Regions from separate parts of the Homo sapiens genome. Here all the other regions are linked to region 1. The links are chromatin contacts, found by Hi-C or POLR2A ChIA-PET in ENCODE. All regions are on one chromosome and are shown on one strand. The core of a region is the stretch at or near the end of the contact, and the rest is flanking DNA. Distances in the headings are between cores, read along the strand shown.

Region 1 (7,201 bases), core at 2,809-5,308:
TGCAATTCCCACCAGCCCTTGGGAGGGTGTTCAGGCTCCTGGTCTCGGTAACCCTCTAAATGCTAGAAGGCCACAAGACTCAGTCCTCGGATCTCCTTGCCTCTGTGTTTGTTCACTAGGAGACCCAGTCCAGCCACGAGGTTTCCAATACCCCTAGCCCTGACCTCTCCCCTGGGCTCCAGACTCTTACTGCATTGACCGTTCAAACTTTTTTGTTTTTGAGACAGGGTCCCGCTCTGTTGCCCAGGACGGAGTGCAGTGATGCCATAATGGCTCACTGCAGCCTCAACCTCCTGGGCTCAAGTGATCCTCTCACCTCAGCCTCCCAAGTAGTTGGGACTATGGGTAAGCACCATCACATCTGGCTTTTAAAATTTTTTTGTAGAGACAGGGTCTCACTTTATTGCCCAGGCTGGTCTGGAACTCCTGGTCTCAAGCGATCCTTCTGCATCAGCTTTCCAAAGTGCTGGGATTACAGGCATCAGCCACTGTGCCAGCCTGACCATTCAAACTTGATACAACCAAAGCCAAGCTCCTAATTGCCACCTGCAACTGCTCTCTCTCCACCTCAGGCCCCAAAATTCAGAACTCATTCTTGGTCCTCATGCCCAGCACCTATGCTGACTACAGTAAAAATGCTCACTTCCAGGGCCAGGCGCGGTGGCTCGCACCTGTAATCCCAGCACTTTGGGAGGCCGAGGAGGGCAGACTGCCTGAGGTCAGGAGCGAGACCACCCTGGCCAACATGATGAAACCCCGCCTCTACTAAAAATGCAAAAATTAGTCGGGCGTGCTGGTGGGTGGCTGTAATCCCAGCTACTTAGGAGGCTGAGGCAGGAGAATCGCTTGAACCCAGGAGTCAGAGGTTGCAGTGAGCCGAGATCGCACCATTGCGCTCCGGCCTGGGCGACAAAAGCGAGACTCTGTCTCATCTAAAAAAAAAAGCTCACTTCCAACCCCCTTCTCATGATGTCTATTGCTGTCACACTACTACTGATGTCATCCTTCCCCTGAATACCGTAAGTCTCCCCACAGGATTCTTTCCTCCGACCCTTACCTCTCTGCAATTGATATTTAAGGACAGCAGCCAGAGGGACCACTTTAAAACAGAAGTCAGACCCTGTCTTTCCTCTGCCTGAAACCCTCCAACGTCTCCCAATTAAAAGCTGGAGTCCTTACAGTGGCCGACAAGGCTCTGAACAATGTCTTCTCTGTGCCCGCTCCCCAAATTGTGTCATTCTCCCTTTTGTTCATTCTGCTCCAGACAGACTGGACACTCCCGCTTCACTTGAAACTCTTCAAACATGCCAAGCTCACCCCAGGGCCTTTGAACTTGTGTTTTTCCTTGCCTGCAAATTCTTTTACAGGGTTCACTGCCCCACTACCTGTGAGTATCTATGCAAATGGCATTTTATGACAGAATACTTTCCTAACCACACTGTTTAAAAATAGCACCCCACTCCTGGAGCACCCTAACCCTCTTCCCCTACTTCATTGGATTTTTTCCAGGATAGTTAACACCTTTGGACATGGTACACATTTACTTAGTTTCATCTCGTTCCCTTCCCCCACTAGTGTGTAAGTTGATGGAGCCAGAGACCTTTTGCTTGCTGCTAAATCCTCTGCATCTAGAACAGTACTGAAACATAGTAAAAATAATTTCATGGAAACAGACAGCCCCAGCTATCAGCCAAGTACTGCTCTAAGTGCTCTTCATATACCGTATCATTGTACTTACAAGTCTACCTGATCAGAAGATGTTTTAGCTTTGAAGCAAAAAACAAATAAACAGGCTGGACACAGTGCCTCATGCCTATAATCCCAGCATTTTGGGGGCGAAGGTGGGCAGATCACTTGAGCTCAGGAGTTCAAGACCAGCCTGGCCAACATAATGAGACTCCATTTCTACTAAAAATACAAAAATTACTGGGCATGGTGGTGTGCACTTGTGATCCCAGCTACTCGGGAGGCTGAGGCAGGAGAATCACTTGAACCTGGGAGGCAGAGGTTGCAGTGAGCCAAGATCACGCCACTGCACTCCAGCCTGGGCAATGGGAGTGAAACCATGACTCAAAAACAAAACAAACAGCCACAACCAAAAACAGTTCCTGAATAGTAACAGAAAATACATACCTCATATTACAACCAGGTGCTATTCTAGGCACTATATGTTATTTCATTTGACCTCATGCCAGCCCCATCAGATAAGTTCTATAACTCACTATGTTACCAAAGAGAAAAGTGAAGAACATAAACCATATCCTCATAATCTAAAACAGTACCTAACATGTAATGACACTGATCATAATAGCTAAATTGTATAAAACTATGTGACAAGTACTTTTCTAAAAACTGAAGGAGGCCGGGTGTGGTGGCTCACGCTTGTAATCCCATGACTTTGGGTGCCCGAGGCGTGCGGATCAATCACTCGAGGTCAGGAGTTTGAGACCAGCCTAGCCAACAAGGCGAAACCTTGTCTCTACTAAAAATACAAAAAATTGGCCAGATGCGGTGGCTCACGCCTGTAATCTCAGCACTTTGGGAAGCCGAGGCAGGCGGATCACGAGGTCAGGAGTTCACCACCAGCCTGATCAACATTGTGAAACCCCGTCCCTACTAAGAATACAAAAATTAGCCGGGCGTGGTGGCGCGCACCTGTAATCTCAGCTACTTGGCTGAGGCAGGAGAATCGCTTGAACCTGGGAGGCAGAGGTTGCAGTGAGCTGAGATCATGCCATTGCCCTCCAGTCTAAGCGACAGAGCAAGACTTCATCTCAAAAAAAAACCAAAAAACAAAAAATTAGAAGGGCCTGGTGGCAGGCGCCTATAGCCCCAGCTACTTGGGAGGCTGAGGCAGGAGAATCCCTTGAACCTGGGAAGGGGAGGTTGCAGTGAGCCAAGATCGCACCACTGCACTCCAGCCTGGACAACAGAGCGAGACTCCATCTCAAAAAAAAAAAAAAAAAAAATGGGCCAGGCACGGTGGCTCACGCTTGTAATCCCAGCACTTTGGGAGGCAGAGGTTGCAGTGAGCCGAGGCTGCGCCACTGCACTCCAGCCTGGGTGACAGAGCGAGACTACGTCTCAAAAAAAAAAAAAAAAAAAAGAACATGAGGAGGTGTTGGGAGTTATGGACACAGGGGATGGGTCAGATGTGTTTCAGAGTATGCAGAGCAGGCTCCTGGGACCATACTTACCCGAACTCGGTTGATGCCACCATAGTGGGGCACCATGGCCAGCTCCAGCTGAGGTTTCCGCTCTTCTTCATCCTCTTCATCTTCCTCCTCTTCTTCTTCATCACTGCCCTCTGAGGGTGGGGGCTTTGTCCCATGCAGATTGTGCATCCGAAGCATCATCAGTCTGGGAGAAATTGTGGGGTGAGTTAGGCACTAGATTCCAGGATTCTTAGGAAGGAGAGAGGCTGGAAACCCAGACTCCTGGATCTGCGAGAGGCAGAAACTGGAAGCCCTAACTCCTGGGTGCTGAGGAAGGGGCTGGAAACTGAGCCTCCTGGTCCTGGAAAAGCCTCGGGTCTTACCTGTTGCTCTGGGCGCTCTCAGCCTGGGTCCCAGCACACAAGTAAAGTGTAAGAGGAAGCTCTGTCCGGTTGTCTCCCAGGTGATCCCGGACTATGTCAAAGCTGAGACAGGGGGCGCCTGGGGATGGAAGGCGGGGTTTACGAGTTAAGACGGGACAGTAAGAGCTCAGTCCCCACCTCCCTCATGGATCAACCGCCTCCGGTATGAAATCACTTCTCTTAGACCCCAGCCTTCTCTTCCCGAGCACCTCTCAGGTTAAAGGCTCGGGATCAGCCACCTCAGGACCCTGGAGTCCGGACTCAGCCCTACCAGTCTGCGCTCGGTGGTAGAGCACATAGGCCTCCTCGTCCATGACCAGCTCCTCCCCTTCGCGTAGCGGCGGCCCCCGGCCGGGCAGGTAGACCTGGGCCGGGCCCTCGGAACTTGTGTCGCCGGACTCGGCTTCCATGGGTTCCCCGGTTTCACACGTGCGCCGCCGACCCTTGCGCGCCGCCATCTTCGAACCCTCTCGCTGCTGACACCCGGTAAGAGCGTCACTTCCGGGTTTCGCTTTCCGCCTAATGAGATCCGCCCTACTGCGCGGTTACCTTGGAAACTCCTGGGACCGCTAATCGGAGAGGGTGCGGAAACGCTGGAGGAGAACTCAGGTAATGGCGCCAGCGAAAGAAGCCTGCGGATACGGAGAAACTGCATCTTCGCGTGACTTTGGGCGCTGTTCCTCGCGGTAGTGGCAAGGCCTTCTGGGAGTTGTAGTTCTACGGGAGGCTTGTTTTCCCCATTGTCCAGTTTGATTCCGAGAGCGTTCTTTCCAGTTAATTAATTATTCATATATGCAAATTTGCTCTTTCACTGGCAAGGAGACTGAGTTTCTACTCCCCGAGGACCCATAAGGCCGGTTTCTTTTCCTCTCTCTGTTGTGATGGCTTTCATTTGTTTCAAAAATGCTTTCTTGTAGACAGGATGGATATTATCTGTAAGTTAGGCGGTTCAATCTACCCTCTAGGGGCAGTCAATTGCCTAACCAGACATTCACATTTCAGCTCTGGTCAGCGAGCACTTAATCAGAAAGTCCACCCTCTGGAGGCAGCTATTACAAGTGCTTCGTCTCTCTTTATCGCCCATCAGCACCAGCGGTTTGGCTAATTGACATAATGAAATGTTAGAAATAGATTCTCATTGGTGAGATTAACAGCATTCAAGATAATGCGGATTGGCTGGGATATGTCAGACACTCTCCTAGCTTGCATGAACAGGATATTGAGAATGTAGCAAGCCTTGGTACCTATAGCCATAGGAAATAAAACCATACCTTTGATCTTAATATGTTTTGTCTCCGGGATCTATCTCACCACTCTCTTGGGGTCTCTTATCTGCCCCAGTACCCTCTCGACTTTCTTTTCAGGGTCTCTTCCCACCTCCTCTTTCTTGGTCTTTGTCTCCCCAGGCACCTCCTTTCAGAGTCTCTGTTCTCTCTCTAATTCTGTCTCCTCTTCCCCTGTGGGACTTTTGTGTTTCTGTTTCCTCCAGAGAATTTGAGGGGGGCTAACAGATACGGAGCTTAGGCTTGGACTGAGGAGGCATAAAAACATGGTTTATTCCAAACACTGCAATGTGGAATAAGAGAGTGGGAAGGGAAGTTGGTGGAGAAGTGTGGACTCCCAGACCCTCCCCTCCGCAACCCAGCCCCAGACCCGGCTGGAGATCTGGGCAGAGGAGGCTTTTTGGAGGTCTGCTGGGTCATCACTGAAGGGTCGCAAATAAGGGTTGGATTTGGAGAGGATGTGCTTGGTGGCAAGTGGGGTGGTCCGGAGGTGCGGCAGGGTGGGAAGTTTTGGCTTCAGGGAGGTTGGGTTCATCGCGGTGCAAGGGAAGGCGGGGCTTCCGTTGGGGACGTGTCCTAGGTCAGAGTAGGGAAAAGCGACCGAGGGTGGAAGAGGAGGAGGGGGTGTCACGGTTTGATGTCAAGGGTCACAGTCTGGTCGGGGCACAGTCTGGGGTTCGGGTCACAGTTTGGGGTCAGGGGTCACAGTCTGGAGTCGGATGACCATTTTAGGAGTCGGATGTCACAGTCTGGGTCAGGGGTTTCTGTGTGGCGGGGCCAAGGTCTGGGGTCACAGTTTGGCGAACGCGTCTCACAGTTTTGAGTCCCAATGGATGAAAGGTTAAAAACGGGCTTCCCCGGAGGCGCGGCTGGGGCCGGGGAGCTGCACAGTGATGTGGGGGCCACGGCCCCGGGCGTGGAGGTGGGACGCGGGAGTGGCGTGAACCCCCCACCTCCCGCCCCATCTGGTGACGTTAAAAAGCCCTTGTCGGGTTTAAAAAAAAGTCCGGTGGGCTCCAAGGCCCCCGCCCCCTCGTTCTCAGGCTGGGTGATAGTTGAGGGACCAAATCCTCTCCGGCTTGCGGTTCCTCCAGAACCAGGGGGCGCAGGACGCTGCTCCAGGCGGGGTCCGGCCAGTTCCACTGCTTTCCTTCCCAACCCACGCGGGTCCTGTCCACTGCGGGCGCCCCCTCGGGCCGTGGCCTGCGCTGACCAAGGGGGCGGTGGGGCCCCCGGGGCCGCGTCATACCTCGGACTCGAGGCTAGAGAAGTGCGCCGAGCCCCTGCGGGTGCCCAGGTCCCCGCCCCGGTGTCTCCGGTGGGAAGCTGTGGGCAGCGGCGGCCCCCAGTGCGCGGCGTGCGGACACCTGCGAGCGTGGCGGGAGGGCCCGGTAAGCCTGCGCGCAGGGGCGGCGCGAGGGCACGAGCTGAGGTCCTCGAGCGAGCGCGAGGTGGGCGCGGGCGGCGGGAGGTCCCAGCCCCCAGCGGCGCGCCGGTGCCTGTGGTGGTGGGGCGCGGCGGCGGCGGGCGTGCGGTGCGAGGCCCGCGGGCGGTGCGGGTGCGACCGCGGGCACCCGCAGCGGGCCCGGCGTCGGGGCAGGGGCCCGGCGGCCCAGGGTGGAGGCGGTGGCGCCCACCAGCCGCCGTCCAGGCCATCGTGCGAGCAGCTGAGATGGCGCGGCGGCGGCAGCAGCTCCAGGCTGGCGCAGTGCCGACAGTGCCAGGCGGCCGGACCGCTGCGCGGGGGCAGGTAGTCCCAGCTCCCGGCGCGCCAGCCCCCGAGCTTGTCGACCGACCAGTAGCGGCCGGGCGGCGGCCCGAGGCGCTCGGCATACGGGTAAGGGAAGTCGGCGAACCACCAGGGCTCCAGGCCGCCCAGCGACGCGCCGCCCAGGCTCTCCGAGTCCTCCGAGTCCGACGGCGACGGCTCGAGATCGAGGTAAGGGCACGGGGGCGGCGCGGCGCGGCACGGGGGCGGAGCGGCCGGGGCTCCTCCGCCTGCGCCCCCCGTGCCCCCCGCGCCGCCCGCGCCTGGCCCCAGCAGGGGTTGGCTCTCGGGGTCCGAGCGCGGCCACCGCGCGGGCGCCGGCGGGCTCTCGTCCTCGAAGGCCAAGCGGCAGAGTGGCGGCCCGACGGCGGTGGCCGCGGCGGCGGGGGGCGCGGGCGGCGACGGGAAGCCGGGGAAGGCGCCGGCGGGGGGCTCGGCTGGCTCCTTGTCGCGTACGATGGCGAAATAGGAGGGCGGCGGCTTCTGCGGGGGCTGAGCGGCCGGCGGGGACAGCGGGCGCCCGGCTGCGCCCCGCGGTGCCGCGCGCGCTTCGCCCAGGCCGAGGCCTAGGCC
Region 2 (7,341 bases), core at 2,378-4,877, 350 kb before region 1:
GGTCCTTTCAGCCACATCCTGTGAGGTCTCCTGAGGGCCAGGCCCTGTGCTGGCAGAAGCTGGGGACACAGATGAGTCAGCCCCGAGCCCTGCTCTCCTGGGTCTCCCAGGCTGGTGGGAGCCCCAGTATTCGGAGCTGCATGTTCTCTGGTGAGGTGACCCAGGGCATTGTGAAAGCCTTCACAGAGGCCAGAGGCGGTGGCTCACGCCTGTAATCCCAGCACTTTGGGAGGCTGAGGCGGGCAGATCACGAGGTCAGGAGATCGAGACCATCCTGATTAACACAGTGAAACCCCATCTCTACTAAAAATACAAAAAAAAAAAAAAAAAATTAGCCGGGCTTGGTGGCGGGCGCCTGTAGTCGCAGCTACTCAGGAGGCTGAGGCAGGACAATGGCGAGAACCCAGGAGACAGAGCTTGCAGTGAGCCGAGATCGCGCCACTGCACTCCAGCCTGGGCGACAGAGCGAAACTCCATCTCAAAAAAAAAAAAGAAAGGTTTCGCAGAGGAGGCGACCCTTCAACTAGGTCTGACGAGGAGGGAGGAGGGGGTTTCCTGGGTACAAAAGTCAGCAAACTGTTTCCAGTCCTGGGAACCATGTGTACAGGGACAGAAGGAATAGGATCACAGAAGATGTTCAGGTTACAAAAATAAGTTTGGGTTTTGAAAAATGCTTAGCAAGTATTCATTAGACCCAGGCAGGCCTGGAATGCCGGAAGGAGGCTAGGGTCTTGTCCTGGGGCACTGGGGAGCCATGGGAGGCTTGTTAGCAGCTGAGGGGAGAGGCTATCTCTGGGAGAGAGACTCAGAAAGTCATCCAGGTAGCCCAGTTCACTGGGGGAGTCCAGGGAAGGTCCAGCACCCAGCCTGGAGGTCTGGAAACACCTCTCGAGGAGGTGACAACAGAAACGGTTTTGGAGCCAGGCGCGGTAGCTCACGCTTGTAATCCCAGCACTTTGGGAGGCCGAGGTAGGCGGATCACTTGAGGTCAGGAGTTTGAGACCAGCCTGGCCAACATGGTGAAACCCCGTCTCTACTAAAAATATAAAAAGTAAGGCCGGGCGCTGTGGCTCACTCTTGTAATCCCAGCACTTTGGGGGGCTGAGGCGGGCATATAAATATAAATGTGAATATAAATTAGCCGGACATGGTGCTGCATGCCCCAGTTACTCCAGTTACTCAGGAGGCTGAGGCACGAGAATCGCTTGGACCCGAGAGGCGGAGGTTGCAGTGAGCTGAGATCGCACCACTGCACTCTAGCCTCAGCCTGGGCGACAGAGCAAGACTCTGTCTCAAAAAAAAAAAAAAGAAAAAAAGAAAAAAAGAAATGGTTTTGAATGACAGCTGAGGATTTGGTCAGTATGAAATGGGTGAGGGCTGGGCGCGGTGGCTCACGCCTGTAATCCCAGCACTTTGGGAGGCTGAGGCGGGCAGATCACCAGGTCAAGAGAGGCTGAGGCAGGAGAATCTCTTGAACCTGGGAGGCGGAGGTTGCAGTGAGCCAAGATCGCACCACTGCACTCCAGCCTGGGTGACAGAGCGAGACTCCGTCTTAAAAAAAAAAGAAAAGAAAAGAAAGAAAAGTGGGAAGAGACAGGAGAGAGGGGACATAACCATTTAGGGTCCTGATGCCAAATGAAAAGTCAAGGATTCCATCTCAGGGGAACTGGGGAGCCCTGTGAGAGCTGTGAGCAGGGAGACGGGAGAGAGTAGGATGAGCCTCCTCTGGGGCTGGGCTGGGGAAGGATGGGGCTCCCTTGCCCCACCCAACCAGACTGCCCTCCACCAGGAATTATGGGCCCACCGTGTTAGTGCAACAGGAGGCACTCAAGCGGGGCTGTGAACAGGTCCTCTGGCTGTATGGGCCCGACCACCAGCTCACCGAGGTGGGAACCATGAACATCTTTGTCTACTGGACCCACGAAGATGGGGGTAAGCCCACCCATGACCCAGCCCGAACCCTGGTGGAAGTGGGTGGCACCATCATTCCTGGCAGGTTACAGGCCCCAGGGATTCTGGGATGGGGGAAGGGGGTGGCTCTTAAGACGGCGGTGCTAGGGGGTGAGAGGTAACATCTTCCACCCCTTACACCTGCCCTAGTGCTGGAGCTGGTGACGCCCCCGCTGAATGGTGTTATCCTGCCTGGAGTGGTCAGACAGAGTCTACTGGACATGGCTCAGACCTGGGTGAGGACATGGCATCTTCTGGTGATGGGCGCCATGTGCCAGGGGCCAGGGCATCAGAGGGCTGGGACTGGGGCACACTGGCATGTCTCTGCCCCTTCTCCTGGGTCTGTCTCTCCCGTTGGGCCTCTGTCTTTCTCACTATCCTCAGGGAGGGAGAGGTGGAGGTCTGCAGCAGGGCAACCCTCTGGGGACACGTGTCTCTGCCAACTGCCCTGCAGGGTGAGTTCCGGGTGGTGGAGCGCACGATCACCATGAAGCAGTTGCTGCGGGCCCTGGAGGAGGGCCGCGTGCGGGAAGTCTTTGGCTCGGGCACCGCTTGCCAGGTCTGCCCAGTGCACCGAATCCTGTACAAAGACAGGGTGAGGCGGGGCTGCCATTGTGGGTGGGAGGGAAGGAGGGGAGGGGCTTGGTCCTCACCGCACCTTCTGTCCCAGAACCTCCACATTCCCACCATGGAAAATGGGCCTGAGCTGATCCTCCGCTTCCAGAAGGAGCTGAAGGAGATCCAGGTGAGCTGCAGGGAGCTGGGGAATGGGCTGGGAGCTTGTTCCCTGGAGAAGTTGGTGTCCCATGAGCCCCTGGACTAACAGCCAGCCTCCTTCAGTAGTACCAGGAACAGATAATGGCCTTTCTTATTGAGGCCCTGGAGAGTGGGCTTTCTGTGCTGCTCTGTGGCCTGGAAAACCCCTTGGGGCTAAATCACCCTTTCCTGGGAGCTCCCGGAGCCCTGGATATGTCTTCAGCTTTGGAAACCCCTTCCTGTGATCCTCTGCGGCTCCTGGGTGCCCTGGTAGGAGAAACCCCCTCTCCGTGGGCCTCTGAGGCCCCTGGGTGCCCTGGTGGGAGAAACTCCCTCCCTGTGATCCTCTGCTGCCCCGGGTGCCCTGGTGGGAGAAAGGCCCTTTCCATGAATCACTGAGACCTTAGCCAGCCCTCTGGCCATCTCAGAGGTTGGCCTCCCAAGATTCCCTGGAGCCCTGGGCTATCCCTTTGGCCGGAGAAAGCTTCCTCCCATGAGCCTCTGGACCTTGGCCCCTCTCTGGCACCAGACTGTTTAATCCCATAAATCTCTGGGGGTATTCCCATCTTCTGGGCCAAGATCTCTTTCCCAAGAATCTCTGGGCTCCTTTCCCAGACCTAGAGCTACATTTCTGTAAACTTTTGTGCATCAGGACCTAGAACTACACATCCTCTGACTATCTGGGCTTTCTGAGCTGAAAGTGACTTTTTCCAAGAGCCTTAGAGGCCTGGCCATAATTCCTGTCTTCAGAACTACATCTCCCGGAAGCCTCTGCGCCGCCTTAGCCTTGATTCCCCGTTCCCATCATTGTTGGGGCCCTCTGGGAAGTGGACTACATTTCCCGTGAGCCGCTGGGGCACAGCTCCGTAGGCACTCGGCCTGGAACACCCCAGGGCCTACTGGGAGTTGTAGTGCAGCTTCCACCTCACGCACTGCCTCCGTTGTTCCGCAGTACGGAATCAGAGCCCACGAGTGGATGTTCCCGGTGTGAAGCTGCAGGCTGTGCTCCAGATCCACCGACCCGTAGCATCTCGTCACGCCAGCACTCGCCTCCCTACCAATGACTCACCTGAAGTGCAATACGAAATAAAAGGCCAGCGGGCGGCGTCTGGGTCTCTGGCGCCCCCATGTGGTTGCGACACTCCCAAAGCCGTAAGGGCCGACCCAGGCATCTTGGCCCCCAGCCCCTCGTCGCGGGTTCAGGTCCGCCCATTACTCCTTGTCGTGCGGTCAAGGATACACCTTGGCCCCGATTCCGGATCTCTCCGTTCTCAGGCCAGACCCCTGGTGCTGCCGTTGATTTTTTTTTCTCTGTCTTTGCTGCAATTTTGAAATAAAATGCCAAAGAACACACATTGTCGGGCTTCTTCAGTGACGTGACTCTGGGGCTTTAACCCAGGAATCCTGCTTCCTCAGCCCATTTTATTCTGAAGGACTCAGTCATCCGAGCCCCCAGTGTTCTGATGGTTTCTCCAACCTGGGGGAGCATTTCATGTCTCCGGCACTGAACTTACTATCTGCCCCCCACCAACCAGCTCCTCCCCTACTTTCCCGTCTCCCAGTCTCTAGGCCGGACCCCTAGGTGCTGCATCCTTTTCTCTCAAAGCCCACGAGGCCCCGATCCCTGTTCCTCCTGCCCCCGACTCTGCTGTCCGTTCCCCCGCCTCTTTGTCCCCTAGGCCCTGGCCTCAGCTCAGCTGCTGTCTTCTACTGGCACCCTTGTTCCAGCCTGCAGTCTGCTACCTGGCCCAAAGGGTCTTTTCTACACCCAGACGTGGCCCAGTGCCCTCAGCCAGGACTGTAGTCACGGGACCCTAGTGGGTGTGGAGTGAGGCACGATACTCTCACCTGCTGGAGGGATTAAACGTGGAAGAGTTTAGACTGGGTATGGTGACTCCCACCTGCAATTCCAGCACTGTGGGAGGCTGAGGCGGGAGGATTGCTTGAGACCAGGCTGGGCAACACAGTGAGATCCCATCTGTACAGAAAATACAGAAAATTAACCAGGTGAGGTGGCATGTGAGTATAGTCCCAGCTACTCCAGAGGCTGAGGTGGGAGGATTGCCTGAGCCCGGGAGGTTGAGGCTGCAGTGAGCTGTGATTGTGCCACTACACTCCAGCCTGGGTGACAGAGCAAGACTGTCTTGAAAAAAAGGCCAGGCACTGTGGCTCATGCCCGTAATCCCAGCACTTTGGGAGGCCAAGGTGGGCGGATCACCTGAAGTCAGGAGTTCAAGAGCAGCCTGGCCAACATGGTGAAACCCCATCTCTACTAAAAATACAAAAAAACCAGCTGGACGTGGTGGAGGGTGCCTGTAATCCCATCTACTTGAGAGGCTGAGGCAGGAGAATCGCTTGAACCTAGGAGGCAGAGGTTGCAGTGAGCAGAGATCATGCCACTGCACTCCAACACACACACACACACACACACACACACACAGACACACACACACACTTTATTTTATTTTTTTCTTGAGACAGAGTCTCGCTCTGTCGCTCAGGCTGGAGTGCAGTGGCATGATCTCGACTCACTGCAACCTCTGCCTCCTGGGTTCAAGCGATTGTCCTGCCTCAGCCTCCCCAGTAGCTGGGACTACAGGCGTGCACTACCATGCCCAGCTAATTTTTGTATTTTTAGTAAAGATGGGAGTTTTGCCATGTTGGCCAGGCTGGTCTCAAACTGCTGACCTCAGGTGATCCACCTGCCTCGGCCTCTCAACATGCTGGGATGATAGGCATGAGCTACCCAACCTGGCCCACATATACCTTTTCATATTATAATTGTTATGTGGAGGTGTAGAGAAAGCCAGGCATTCGGATGGACGAGGCACATCCTCTTGCAGATTCGAATTCACAGACTGCCTTGGTTATCGGCTGGCTGTGTGACCTCAGGTGTGGTGCTTAATCTCCTTGATCCAATTTGCTGGAGGGACACCCTGTGGGACTATTCTGGCAAACATGATCTGTGGCCTATCCAGCAGCCATCGGCGTTGACACTGAAAGTCCAGTTTTTTACGGCGTCAGCAGACCCATTACCACATCCTCTCATTTCCCATTGTCAATGATCCCTCAAGGAAAGGTTAGAGGCCAAGGGGATCCTAAGGGAAACTTGCCTGGAGGCCTCTGGGAAGCTTTCTTCCCTTGATAAAACAATCCATGTGCTCACTTCGGCAGCACATATACTAAAATTGGAATGATACAGAGAAGACTAGGATGGCCCCTGTGCGAGGATGACACACAAATTCGCAAAGCATTCCATATTTTTTTGTCCTCAGCAAACTAACACAGGAACAGAAAACCAAACACCGGTCTGAGCACAGTGGCTCACGCCTATAATCCCAGCACTTTCGGAGGCCGAGGTGGGCAGATCACTTGAGGTCTGGAGTTCGAGACCAGCCTGGCCAACATGGTGAAACCCCATTTCTACTAAAAATATGAAAATGAGCCAGGCATGGTGGCACACACCTGTACTCTCAGTTACTCGGGAGGCTGAGGCACAAGAATTGCTTGAATCTGGGAAATGGAGGTTGCAGTGAGCCAAGATCACACCACTACACTCCAGCCTGGGTGACAGAGTGAGACCCTCTCTCAAAAAAATAAAGAAGCCGGGCGCGGTGGCTCACACCTGTACTCCCAGCACTTTGGGAGGCTGAGGCAGGTGGATCACGAGGTCAGGAGATCAAGACCATCCTGGCTACCATGGTGAAACCCTGTCTCTACTAAAAATACAAAAAAAAAAATTAACCGGGCATGGTGGTGGGCGCCTGTAGTCCCAGCTACTCGGGAGGCTGAGGCAGGAGAATGGTGTGAACCTGAGAGGTGGAGCTTGCAGTGAGCCGAGATCGTGCCACTGCACTCCAGCCTGGGTGACAGAGCGAGACTCCATCTAAAAAAAAAAAAAAAGAAAAAAAGAAAACCAACCAAACACCGCATGTTCTCATTTATAAGTGGGAGCTGAACAATGAGAACACAAGGACACGGGGAGGGGAACAACATACACTGGGGCCTGTTGCAGGGTGGTGGGGAGGGAAAGCATCAGGATAAATAGCTAATGGATGCGGGGCTTAATACCAGGTGATGGGTTAACAGGTGCAGCAAACCACCATGGCACACGTTTACCCATGTAACAAACCTGCATGTCCTGCACATGTACCCCAGAACTTAAAATAAAATTAAGGCTGGGCTTGGTGGCTCATGCCTGTAATCCTAGCACTTTGGGAGGCCAAGGCAGGCTCGTCACCTGAGGTCAGGGGTTCCAGACCAGCTTGGCCAACATGTGGAAACACTGTCTCTACTAAAAATACAAAAAATAGACTGGGTGAGGTGGCTCACGCCTGTAATCCCAGCACTTTGGGAAGCCGAGATCAGGAGATCGAGACCAGCCTAGCCAACGTGGTGAAACCCCATCTCTACTAAAAATACAAAAATTATCCGGGCGTGGTGGCGCATGCCTGTAATCCCAGCTACTCGGGAGTCTAAGACAGGAGAATTGTTTGAATCCGGGAGGCAGAGGTTGCAGTGAGCCGAGATCACGCCATTGCACTCCAGCCTGGGCAACAAGAGCAAAACTCCATCTCTAAATAAATACATAAATGAAATAAAAATACAGAAAATCGCCAGGCATCATGGCGCATG
Region 3 (2,776 bases), core at 244-2,743, 450 kb before region 1:
ACTAGCCCATTCTTTGTTTTTTGAGACAGTCTCAGAAAACAGAGTCTCAGCTCTGTTGCCCAGGCTGGAGTGCAATGGCGTGACCTTGGCTCACTGCAACCTCCACCTCTCTTGGTTCCAGCACGAGAATTCGTGCCTCAGCCTCCCAGAGTAGCTGGGATTATAGGCGTGAGCCACCACGCCCAGCTAATTTCTGCATTTTTGGTAGAGATGGGGTTTTGCCATGTTGGCCAGGCTGGTCTTGAACTCCTGACCTCAAGTGATCCGCCTGTCTCGGCCTCCCAAAGTGCTAGGATTACAGGCATGAGCCACTGCGCCTGGCCTGACCAGCCTATCCTTATGGGGAGCTATAGGAAGATTCGGACCACAAGACACTCACTGACCTTCAGGATCTCCAAAGTTCCAAATCCCTTAAGACCAAAGCTTTTATTGGGTTTGATAAACACATGTAGGAATTAATAAACAAGCAGTTCACCCGCCCTTCTGTAATTTAAACTACAACTCCCAAGAGCACCATGAAGTCAGAATACCCCAGCTAGCCAACATCAACTGCTACTGGGAACTAGCAACATGGTGCTACTGGGAAATGTAGTTTTGTTTGTTTGTTTTCAAATTCCTTCTTGGGTGGAGAGAATCTTAAAAAAACAGACGTTTAGTTGGGGCGTGATGCAGATTTTCCACACCTCAGAGTCAGGGACCTCCAGTTTTTCACCAAGTCAAACCCCTGCTGCTGGGAGGAATGGTGGGCAAAAAACAAGCTACAACTGTAGGGCCAGGAAGTCACTGGAGCATCCGCCCTACGGGCACCGGGGTCTGCAGGAGCTGTAGTACCACTGCAAACACCTGGCTGGATAGCAGGGCAGGGCCACTCACGGGACTCTCAGTCGCAGGGGTCTCCTCCTTGTTGGGCGCCCCTCGCTCCAGGGGGACAGCCAGCACGGCGCGAAGCAGGAGCAGCAGCAGCAGCGGCAACAGAAGGAGGGTTCCTCGGGGCCCAGAGGGAGGCATGGCAGTGTGGTCTGTGGGGGATGGAGGGCTGGATAATGCATAATGTCTGTCCCAAGCCTCTTCCTCCCCTGGAACCAGGAGTTCGGGCCCCCAGCGCCGCCCCCACTTCCAAGAATCAAGACACAAGCATTTTGTTACCCAGGCCCCAGGATTCCAGGCCTCCGGCCTTCCCTTCCTCCGACACAGGAGTCTGGGCCCTCAGACCCAGGGGTCCTGGCTCCCAACACGCTCCTCTCTCACACTCAGGAATCCGGGATCTCGGCCGCCTCCTCCCCCAGACCCAAGAGTCCAGGGTCCCAGCCTCCTCTTTTCCCAGGACCTAAAGTACTGGCACCCAGTGCATCCTCCTCCGGGACCCAGTTTTCCAGCCCTCTGGCCCCCATCCTCCCTAGGACCCAAGAGTATGGGAACCCTGGCCTCTCACCTCTCCTTCACCGCAGAGGGCGTTTTCCAGGGCGGGCAAGGACCTCCGGTGCGTTCTTGGTGACTTCCCCCCTAGACCACGCCCACTTATCCACAGAGGCCCCGCCCCAAAGAGGTCTGATTGGTCCACGCTGGCTCTGTAGCTTTCATCCACGTCCAGCGGCCCCGCCCCTTGCCGAAGCCGCTCGCATTTTCGTGAAAGCCTCGCTTCTTTCTCGGAATCCCAGCCTCTTGACGCCACATTTCCCGCCTATGCCAAAAGAGAGAGAAGGCTTTCAAAGATAACTACAACTCCCTGCCGGCCGGGGGAAAAATAACTTCCGCGGGCATCGTGGCCCCTTCGCCTCATGGGAGCTGTAGTTTTCCCATTTATTTTCGCCCCACGAAGTGCCTGGAAGTTATAGCGCGGTAGCAATTGCATAGCCTTTCTTATGAGTTTCTTTCTTCTTCTTCTTATTATTCGAGACAGGGTTTGCTCTGTCACCCAGGTTGGAGTGCAGTGGCGCAATCACTTCTCACTGCAGCCTCTACCTCCCAGGCCCAAGCAATCCTCCCGCGTCAGCCTCCCAAGTAGATGGGACCACAGGCCACACTACCATGCCTGGCTAATGTATATTTTTTAAATTTTTAATACAAATATTTAAATCTTTAATTCTTTTTTAGCCTTTTTTTTTTTTTAACGTTCTGTCTTTCACACTTCTCACACTTTGTTGTTGTTGTTTTTTAAAGAGACGGATGTCAAGCCGGGCTTGGGGGTTCACTCCTGTAATCCCAGCACTTTGGGAGGCTGAGGCAGGCAGATCACCTGAGGTCAAGGGTTTGAGACCAGCCTGGCCAACATGGAGAAACCTCGCCTCCACTAAAAATACAAATTAGCCAGGCGTGGTTGCGCATGCCTGTAATCCCAGCTACTCAGGAAGCTGAGGCAGGACAATCTCTTAAACCCGGGAGGCGGAGGTTGCAGTGAGCCGAGATCGCGCCACTGCACTCCAGCCTGGGCGACAGAGTGAGACTACGTCTCAAAAAAAAAAAAAAATCTCTGTGTTGCTGGTCTGGATCTGGATCTCCTGGACTCAAGCAATCTTGCCTCCCCGTCTCCGCCTCCCAAAGTGCTGGGATTACAGGCGTGAGCCACTGCGCCCCGCCTCTTTTAAGTTTCTTGTAAGCGAGATGTGTACAGTGAGGCCGCGAGGTCTCTGGTCTCCCGCTCTCTCTCTCTCTTTTTTTTTTTTTTTTTGAGACGGTGTCTACCTCTGTCACACAGGCTGGAGTGCAGTGGCGCGATCTCAGCTCACTGCGAGCTCCGCCTCCCGGGTTCACGCCATTCTCCTGCCTCAGCCTCCCG
Region 4 (7,245 bases), core at 1,245-3,744, 340 kb after region 1:
GACAACATTGCCTTCCGAGTCTCCTTGGGGCTAGCAGTGGCCCTGTAGCCCTGTGTGGGCAGACCCAGGGGACATAAGCACAGGGGCTGCTGGGGACTTCTGGAGAAACATCTTTCCTGACCAAAAAGGACAGCCCTGGTTGTGGCAGCTCCTCCCCTCCTCCTGCCTTGACTAGAGATGATGGCTGGAGCCAAGTCACCACCTTGTAATGATGAGGAAAAAGAGTAACAAACTCTCCTGACGACCCTAAACCGGCGAACCTAGGGCAGCAGCTGCCTAACTGTGGGCTTTTGTTCATGGGAGTAGGGGAAGAATAAGCCCCAGGGCGATTATGCCACTCTAAAACATGGCTTTCAGCCGGGCACAGTGGCTCATGCCTGTCATCCCAGCACTTCGGGAGGCCGAGGCGGGCAGATCACCTGAGGTCGGGAGTTCAAGACCAGCCTGACCAACATGGAGAAACCCCGTCTCCACTAAAAATACAAAATTAGCCGGGCGTAGTGGCACATGCCTGTTACTCCCAGCTACTCAGGAGGTTGAGGCAGGAGAATCGCTTGAACCCGGGAGGAGGAGGTTGCAGTGAGCCGAGATCGAGCCATTGCACTCCAGCCTGGGCAACAAGAGCAAAACTCCGTCTCAAAAAAAAAAAAAAAAAAAAAAAAGACTTGTTTCTCATAGCTAAGAGTTCCTGATACAGCTCTGCCTTAAAGAACTGGCAAATTAGTGTGCATTTGTGTTTCAATTTCAAATAAAATGTTTAAGGCAAAAAAAAAAAGTAAATGTTGTATGTCAGGGGATCCCCACATTACTGGCTTTGTGTGGAGACCATGGTTCCTTTGGGCTTGGCTCTTCCTCCCTGCACCAGTGCAGGGCCCCAGGAACACATCTGCCACACACGGCCGCCATGTCCCTCTGCTGAAGCTAGTCAGGGTCATCCTCACTCCTCAGTGACCCTCATGATGGCTCCACCAGGTAGGTACTTTTATTCTCCCCATTTAACAGGTGAGGACACTGAGGGGCACAGGGATGTAAGTTACCTTCCCTAGGTCCACTATCTAGGAAGTGGTGGGCCAGGGTTTGGTCCATGCTGTCAGCTCCTTGACCCTGCATCTATAACTACTAACTATACTGTGGAGAGCCTCATGAGCTCCTGCGAGGTGTAGAACCTTATCCCGCAGGCGGGGCAGTGGCATGGTCAGGTCTAGGAGTGAAAAGATCCTGCGATGGTTGGAGTTGCGGGCACTGAAGAGGTGAGCCTGGCGTTAGGGGGAGCAGGGGAGACCATCTTCCCCCTGGTGAAATCCTGTTCTAAAATTGGTGATACTCCTGCCTTGGCCTCCCAAAGTGCTAGGATTATGGCCTCATATCTATTTTTAAAAAATAAGAATTCAAGCTGGGTGCGGTGGCTCGCAACTGTAATCCCAGCACTTTGGGAAGCCGAGGCAGGTGGATCACTTGAGTTCAGCAGTTCGAGCCAGCCTGGCCAACATGGTGAAACCCTGTCTCTACTAAAAATACAAAAATAATTAGCCGGGCGTGGTGGCAGATGCCTATGTTCCCAGCTACTCGGGAGGCTGAGGTAGGAGAATCGCTTGAACCCAGGAGACGGAGGTTGCAGTGAGCCGAGATTGCACCACTGCACACCAGCCTGGGCGACAAAGAGTAAGACTCCATCTCAAAAAAAAAAAAAAAAAATTCAAAACCCATCGAGTTGGGATGACGCTTAGTGCTGGGCTTCAGGAAGAGTAGGCAGGAGGGTAGTATGGGAGGTTTCTAGGAGCCACTCTTGGAAGCGGTGCTCCCCACAGATGCCCGATTGCACTGACTGGAACTCGGTCACATGACCACATAACTCGCTCACATGACCACACCTAGCTGCAAAGGTGCTGGGAAATGTGGTACCCTGTTGGGAGGCCACTTCTGGGCTTCAAACCTTCACTGTGAATGGAGCTCACAGGTTTTCTAAAAATGGACATTAAATGAACCAGAGTTGGCCCTAAGGATCTGGCTCACTGCAACCTCCACCTCCCAGGATGAAGCACCTGCCTCAGCCTCCCGAGTAGTAGCTGGGATTACAGGCACACGCCACCATACCGAGCTAATTTTTGTATTTTTAGTAGAGAAGGTGTTTCACCATGTTGGCCAGGCTGGTCTCGAACTCCTGACTTCACATGATCCGCCTGCCTCAGCCTCCCAAAGTGCTAGGATTACAGGCGTAAGCCACCACGCCTGGCCTCAATATTTCTTTTTCTGGGTATTTGAGTATGATATTATATATGATGGTTATTAGACAGCCAGATGCATAGGAGGATTAGCTAATCTGTTTTGAGGAATACTTATCTCCAATATAGTTATATAACGACAACATTCTTTTTTTGAATACTGGTCTCGGGTGCCTAATGACAGAAGGGTGACATCACTAAGGAAGCCTGGAAAGTCCCAGCCCTCCACGTGATCCCACGGATGAAAATAGCTCCGGGTGAGCTCTGGAACAGCTGAAAAAGCTGGAGCAACCAAGCAGGGCCTACAAGCCGAGGAGGGCTGTTTAAAGGCGCAGGGGCCATTTTACCTCCAGGTTGGCCCTGCTCAGGACCAGGAGGAAACACCTCCAGCCCGCGACCTCCTCCCACAGGGGGAAAAGGAAAGCAGGAGGACCACAGAAGCTTTGGCACCGAGGATCCCCGCAGTCTTCACCCGCGGAGATTCCGGCTGAAGGAGCTGTCCAGCGACTACACCGCTAAGCGCAGGGAGCCCAAGCCTCCGCACCGGATTCCGGAGCACAAGCTCCACCGCGCATGCGCACACGCCCCAGACCCAGGCTCAGGCAAGCCGTGGGGGCAGGGAGGGCTGTTTCATCCCGCTGGGGCGGCCATAACCAAGTACCAGGGATTGGGTGCAATTAAATAACAGGATTTCTTTTTCTTTTTTATTTTATTTTATTTTATTTATTTATTTATTTTTTTTTGAGACAGCATCTCGCTCTGTCGCCTAGGCTGGAGTGCAGTGACGCGATCTCGGCTCACGGCAAGCTCCGCCTCCGGGGTTCAAGCGATTCTCCTGCCTCAACCTCCCGAGTAGCTGGGATTACAGGCGCACACCACCACACCCGGCTAATTTTTGTATTTTTAGTAGAGATGGGGTTTCACCATGTTGGCCAGGCTGGTCTCAAACTCCTGAACTCGTGATCCACCCCACTCGGCCTTCCAAAGTGCTGGGATTACAGGCGTGAGCCACCGCGCCCGGCTAGGAATTTATTTTCTAACACTTCTGGAAGCTAGAAGTCCAAGATCAAGGTGTTGGCAGGGTTGGTTTCTCCTGAAGCCTCTTGCAGAGGCCCTAATCTCTCCTTATAAAACCAATCAGGCTGGGCGCGGTGGCTCACGCCTGTAATCCCAGCCCTTTGGGAAGACGAGGCGGGCGGATCCTGAGGTCAGGAGATCGAGATCATCCTGGCTAACACAGTGAAACCCCGTCTCAACTAAAAATACAAAAAATTAGCTGGGCGTGGTGGCGGGCGCCTGTAGTCCCAGCTACTCCGGAGGCTGAGGCAGGAGAATGGCGTGAGCCCGGAAGGCGGAGCTTGCAGTGAGCCGAGACTGCGCCACTGCACTCCAGCCTAGGGCACAAAGCGAGACTCCATCTCAAAAAAAAATAAAATAAAATAAACCAATCAAACCAAATTCCAGGCCACCCTCAGGACCCCACTTTAACTTAGTCACCCCTTTAAGAGCCTATGTCTGGCCGAGTGCGATGACTCATGCCTATAATCCCAGCGTTTTGGGAAGCCAAGGTGGAAAGCTCTCTTGAGCCTAGGAGTTCAAGACCAGCCTGGGTGACATAACAAGACCTGATCTCTACAAAACATAAAAAATTTAGCTGGAGATGGTAGCATGTACCTGCACTTCCAGCTACTCGGGAGGCTGAGGTGAGAGGCTCGCTTGAGCCCAGGAGGCTGAGGCTGCAGTGAGCCACGATCACACCACTGCACTCCAGCCTGGGTGACAAAGCAAGACCCTGTCTCAAAAAGCAAACAACGAAAAAGAATCCTATGTCCAAATACAGTCACATTCTGAGGTTCTGGGGGTTACAAGTCCAACATATGAATTTGGAGGTGGTGGGGGGAAGCTGATTAATTTCATAAGGGGGGTCTTGAAACTGCCTTCGCAGAAATGTAAGTAATGAGAGAAAGCTAACATGACTGACCATCTTGTTTCTAACCTCACAGGCTAGATTTTTTTTTCTTATTCTAGTGCAGAGGCCAAAATTACCATGAGAGGAATTTAATTCATAGTTAAACTTTGAGACAAAGAAAACTGACCCCCAGTCCTTGTTGAGAGATTGAAGCCACATTCATTTACTTTTTATTTATTTATTTAGTTTTGAGACAGAGTTTCACTCTTGTTGCCCAGACTGGAGTGCAATGGCATGATCTCTGCTCACTGGCACCTCCACCTCCTGAGTTCAAGTGATTCTCCTCCCTCAGCCTCCTGAGTAGCTGGGATTACAGGCGCCCGCCATCATGCCCAGGTGACTTTTGTACTTTTAGTAGAGATAAGGTTTCACCATGTTGGCCAGGCTGGTCTCCAACTCCTGACCTCAAGTGATCCTCCCACCTCGGCCTCTTAAGGTGCTGGGATTACAGCCATGAGCCACTGTGCCTGGCCTGAAGTCACATTCATAAGACAAGGTTAGAATCATGAAGGTGCTGGAACTTTGCTAAAGAACAGTCGTGGGTTGAAGAATGACCTGCCATCCCTTAGCTTCCTTTTCTATATGTGCTCCAGAGTCACGTAACCAGGGGTCGCATGATTTATAACTTCCCCAGCTACTTCTATAAATAATATCACTGTCGTGAAACACAGAACTCAGCTTTTTAGTGGGGTGTGGTAGCTAACACCTGTAATCCCCACTTCTTGGGAGGCTGAGGCAGGAGGATTGCATGAGCCCGGGAGAATGAGACCAGCCTGGGCAACATAGTGAGACCTCAATCTCTACAAAAAAATTAAAACTTTGCCAGACGTGGTGGTGCATGCCTGTAGTCCCAGCAACCCAGGAGGCCAAGGCAGGAGGATTGCTTGAGCCCAAGAGTTGGAGGCTGCAGTGAGCTATGATTGCGCCACTGTAGGGACCAGCCCTGCAGGGTCTGTGGGTCTTTCTCCCCATGTGCGGAGACGAGAGATCGTAGAAATAAAAACACAAGACAAAGAGATAGAAGAAAAGACAGCTGGGCCTGGGGGACCACTACCACCAAGACGCAGAGACCGATAGTGGCCCCAAATGCCTGGCTGCGCTGTTATTTATTGGATAATAAGGGGCAGAGTAAGGAGTGTGAGTCATCTCCAATGATTGATAAGGTCATGTGAGTCACGTGTCCACTGGACAGGGAGCCCTTCTATGTTAGGTAGCCAAGGCGTAGAGAGAGAGGATAGCTTATGTCATTATTTCTTTTATGTTCTTTTCAGAAAGATCAAAGACTTTAATATTTTAATACTTTCACTAATTCTGCTACTGCTATCTAGAGGGTGCAGCCAGGTATACAGAGTGGAACAGGAAAGTGAAACAGGAGTGTGACCACTGAAGCACAGCATCACAGGGAGATGGTCAGGCCTCTGGATAACTGCGGGCGGGCCTGACATCACTCAGGCCCTCCACAGGAGGCGGTGGAGCAGAGTCTTCCCTAACTCCCCCGGGGAAAGGGAGACTCCCTTTCCTGGTCTCTAGGCACTGACGCAACCGCTAGACCAAGGTCCGCTAGGCAATGGGCATCTTCCCAGACGCTGGCGTTACCCCAAGACCAAGGGGCCCTCTAGTGGCCCTATTCGGGCATGACAGAGGGCTCACACTTGTCTTCTGGTCACTCTTGACCTCAAGTGATCTGACTGCCTCGGCCTCCCAAAGTGCTGGGATTACAGGCATGAGCCACTGCTCCTGGCAATAATGTTTCGTTTTGTTTTTGTTTTAAAAAAAAGAAATTGTCTTTGAGATAGTTTTCAGAGTGAGCATTTTGGCAGACCAAGAGCTACCACCTGGTCCTGAGACCCGCTCCCAGGAACTGACTCAGCTATACAAAGATAGTTTTGGACACACCTGTGATTTCATCCATAGCCGATCAATTGTTCCCTCAGCCCCTTGCCCACCAAAGTTTCCTTAAAAAACCCTAGTCTCAGGTCGGACGCGGTGGCTCGTGCCTGTAATCCCAGCACTTTGGGAGGCCAAGGCGGGTGGATCACCTGAGGTCGGGAGTTCAAGCCCAGCCTGGCCAACATGGAGAAACCCCATCTCTACTAAAAATACAAAAATTAGCCGGGCATGGTGGTGCATGCCTGTAATCCCAGATACTCAGGAGGCTGAGGCAGGAGAATCGCTTGAACCCGGGAGGCGGAGGATGCAGTGAGCCGAGATCATGCCAATGCACTCCAGCCTGGTCAACAAGAGGGAAACTTCATCTAAAGAGAGAGAGACAGACAGAGACAGAGACAGAGGCAGAGAAAGAGAAAGAGCGAGGAAAAACCCTAGCCTCCAAATTTTCAGAGAGACGCGCTTGAAATATTTCTCCCATTCTCCTCGCTTGGCCGCCCCTGAGATTATTAAACTCTCTCTCTTTGCTGCAACACCTGCTGTTCGCATTGGTTTTGTCTGGGCAGTGGACAAGGAGAACCCATGAGCCCGTGACAGTCCCAGCCCTCCCCCACTGTCTTTGCTAAGCCCAACAGTGGGCACAGGACTAAGAAGAGCCATTTCTTTGGCAGGAGGACTGAGAATTTTCTGACCGCAGTGCACCATGGGAAGGTAAGTCCTCTTAGAGCTGACCACTATGGGGAAGCAGAGCATTTGTGTAATGGAATGCATAGTGAGTGTCAAGAGGTGAGGGCTGTGACAGTTCCTCTCGCTTGGTGGAGATAGATGGAAAGAGCTGAAGGTTGGGCATGGTGGCCCATGCCTGTAACCCCAGCACTTTTGGTGGCCGAGGCAAGAAGATCTCTTGAGCCCCAGAGTTCGAGACTAGCCTGGGCAACATGGTGAAACCCTATCTCTACAATAAAAGAAAATATTTTTAAAAATTAGCCAAGCATAGTGGTACACACCTGTAGTCCAAGCTACTTAGGAGGCTGAGACATGAGGATCACTTGAGTCCCGGTGTTCAAGGCTGCAGTAAGCTATGATTGCACCACCGCACTGGTGGTGGGCAACAGAGCAAGACCCTGTCTTATTGTTGAACCGGGGAGGTGGAGGTTGCAGTGAACT

The links. A loop is a pair of places that touch in the nucleus more often than their neighbours do. ChIA-PET counts read pairs that join two places held with the same protein, here RNA polymerase II (POLR2A). Pooled maps may share reads with other maps.
Region 2: a loop to region 1 is called in a pooled map, with 5 times the contacts of the local background. The contact joins the enhancer-like site here to the promoter of GRWD1 in region 1. A Hi-C loop is called at or near these places in 5 of 50 pooled maps. POLR2A ChIA-PET finds 5 or more read pairs at or near these places in 2 of 52 experiments (H1 and activated T-cell).
Region 3: a pooled map shows a loop between it and region 1 (7-fold over the local background). The contact joins the promoter of NUCB1 here to the promoter of GRWD1 in region 1. A Hi-C loop is called at or near these places in 5 of 50 pooled maps. POLR2A ChIA-PET finds 5 or more read pairs at or near these places in 2 of 52 experiments (H1 and HEK293T).
Region 4: a loop to region 1 is called in a map of mammary epithelial cell, with 33 times the contacts of the local background. The contact joins the promoter of PLA2G4C here to the promoter of GRWD1 in region 1. A Hi-C loop is called at or near these places in 1 of 168 maps with a recorded cell type or tissue (mammary epithelial cell) and 2 of 50 pooled maps. POLR2A ChIA-PET finds 5 or more read pairs at or near these places in 4 of 52 experiments (Caco-2, activated B cell, activated CD4-positive, alpha-beta T cell and 1 more).

The regions. Positions count from the first base shown.
Region 1 is chr19:48,442,840-48,450,040 of GRCh38, reverse strand. It overlaps GRWD1 (glutamate rich WD repeat containing 1), which reads right to left and starts at 4,058. Exons shown (of 7, transcript NM_031485.4): 1 at 3,849-4,058; 2 at 3,539-3,656; 3 at 3,198-3,360. The coding sequence starts at 4,035. It overlaps GRIN2D (glutamate ionotropic receptor NMDA type subunit 2D), which reads right to left. Exons shown (of 14, transcript NM_000836.4): 14 at 5,110-7,201. The coding sequence ends at 6,104. RefSeq lists enhancers at 3,978-4,067, 4,228-4,307, 5,480-6,171.
Region 2 is chr19:48,791,782-48,799,122 of GRCh38, reverse strand. BCAT2 (branched chain amino acid transaminase 2) reads left to right here. Exons shown (of 11, transcript NM_001190.4): 7 at 1,790-1,932; 8 at 2,101-2,186; 9 at 2,405-2,545; 10 at 2,621-2,695; 11 at 3,659-4,059. The coding sequence ends at 3,697. It also overlaps the pseudogene RNU6-317P. Among named protein-coding and RNA genes, the nearest start is that of BCAT2, 16 kb to the left of the region's middle. RefSeq lists enhancers at 1-555, 2,368-3,003, 3,601-3,780, 3,821-3,890, 5,123-5,623. Within about 2 kb of position 3,627, at least 36 of the 41 ENCODE cell types and tissues checked have a DNase peak (open chromatin) inside an H3K27ac peak, as active enhancers do.
Region 3 is chr19:48,899,029-48,901,804 of GRCh38, reverse strand. NUCB1 (nucleobindin 1) reads right to left here and starts at 1,493. Exons shown (of 13, transcript NM_006184.6): 1 at 1,433-1,493; 2 at 874-1,019. The coding sequence starts at 1,008. RefSeq lists a cis regulatory region at 2,317-2,776.
Region 4 is chr19:48,106,066-48,113,310 of GRCh38, reverse strand. PLA2G4C (phospholipase A2 group IVC) reads left to right here and starts at 2,494. Exons shown (of 17, transcript NM_003706.3): 1 at 2,494-2,824; 2 at 6,750-6,789. The coding sequence starts at 6,782. RefSeq lists an enhancer at 2,519-2,678.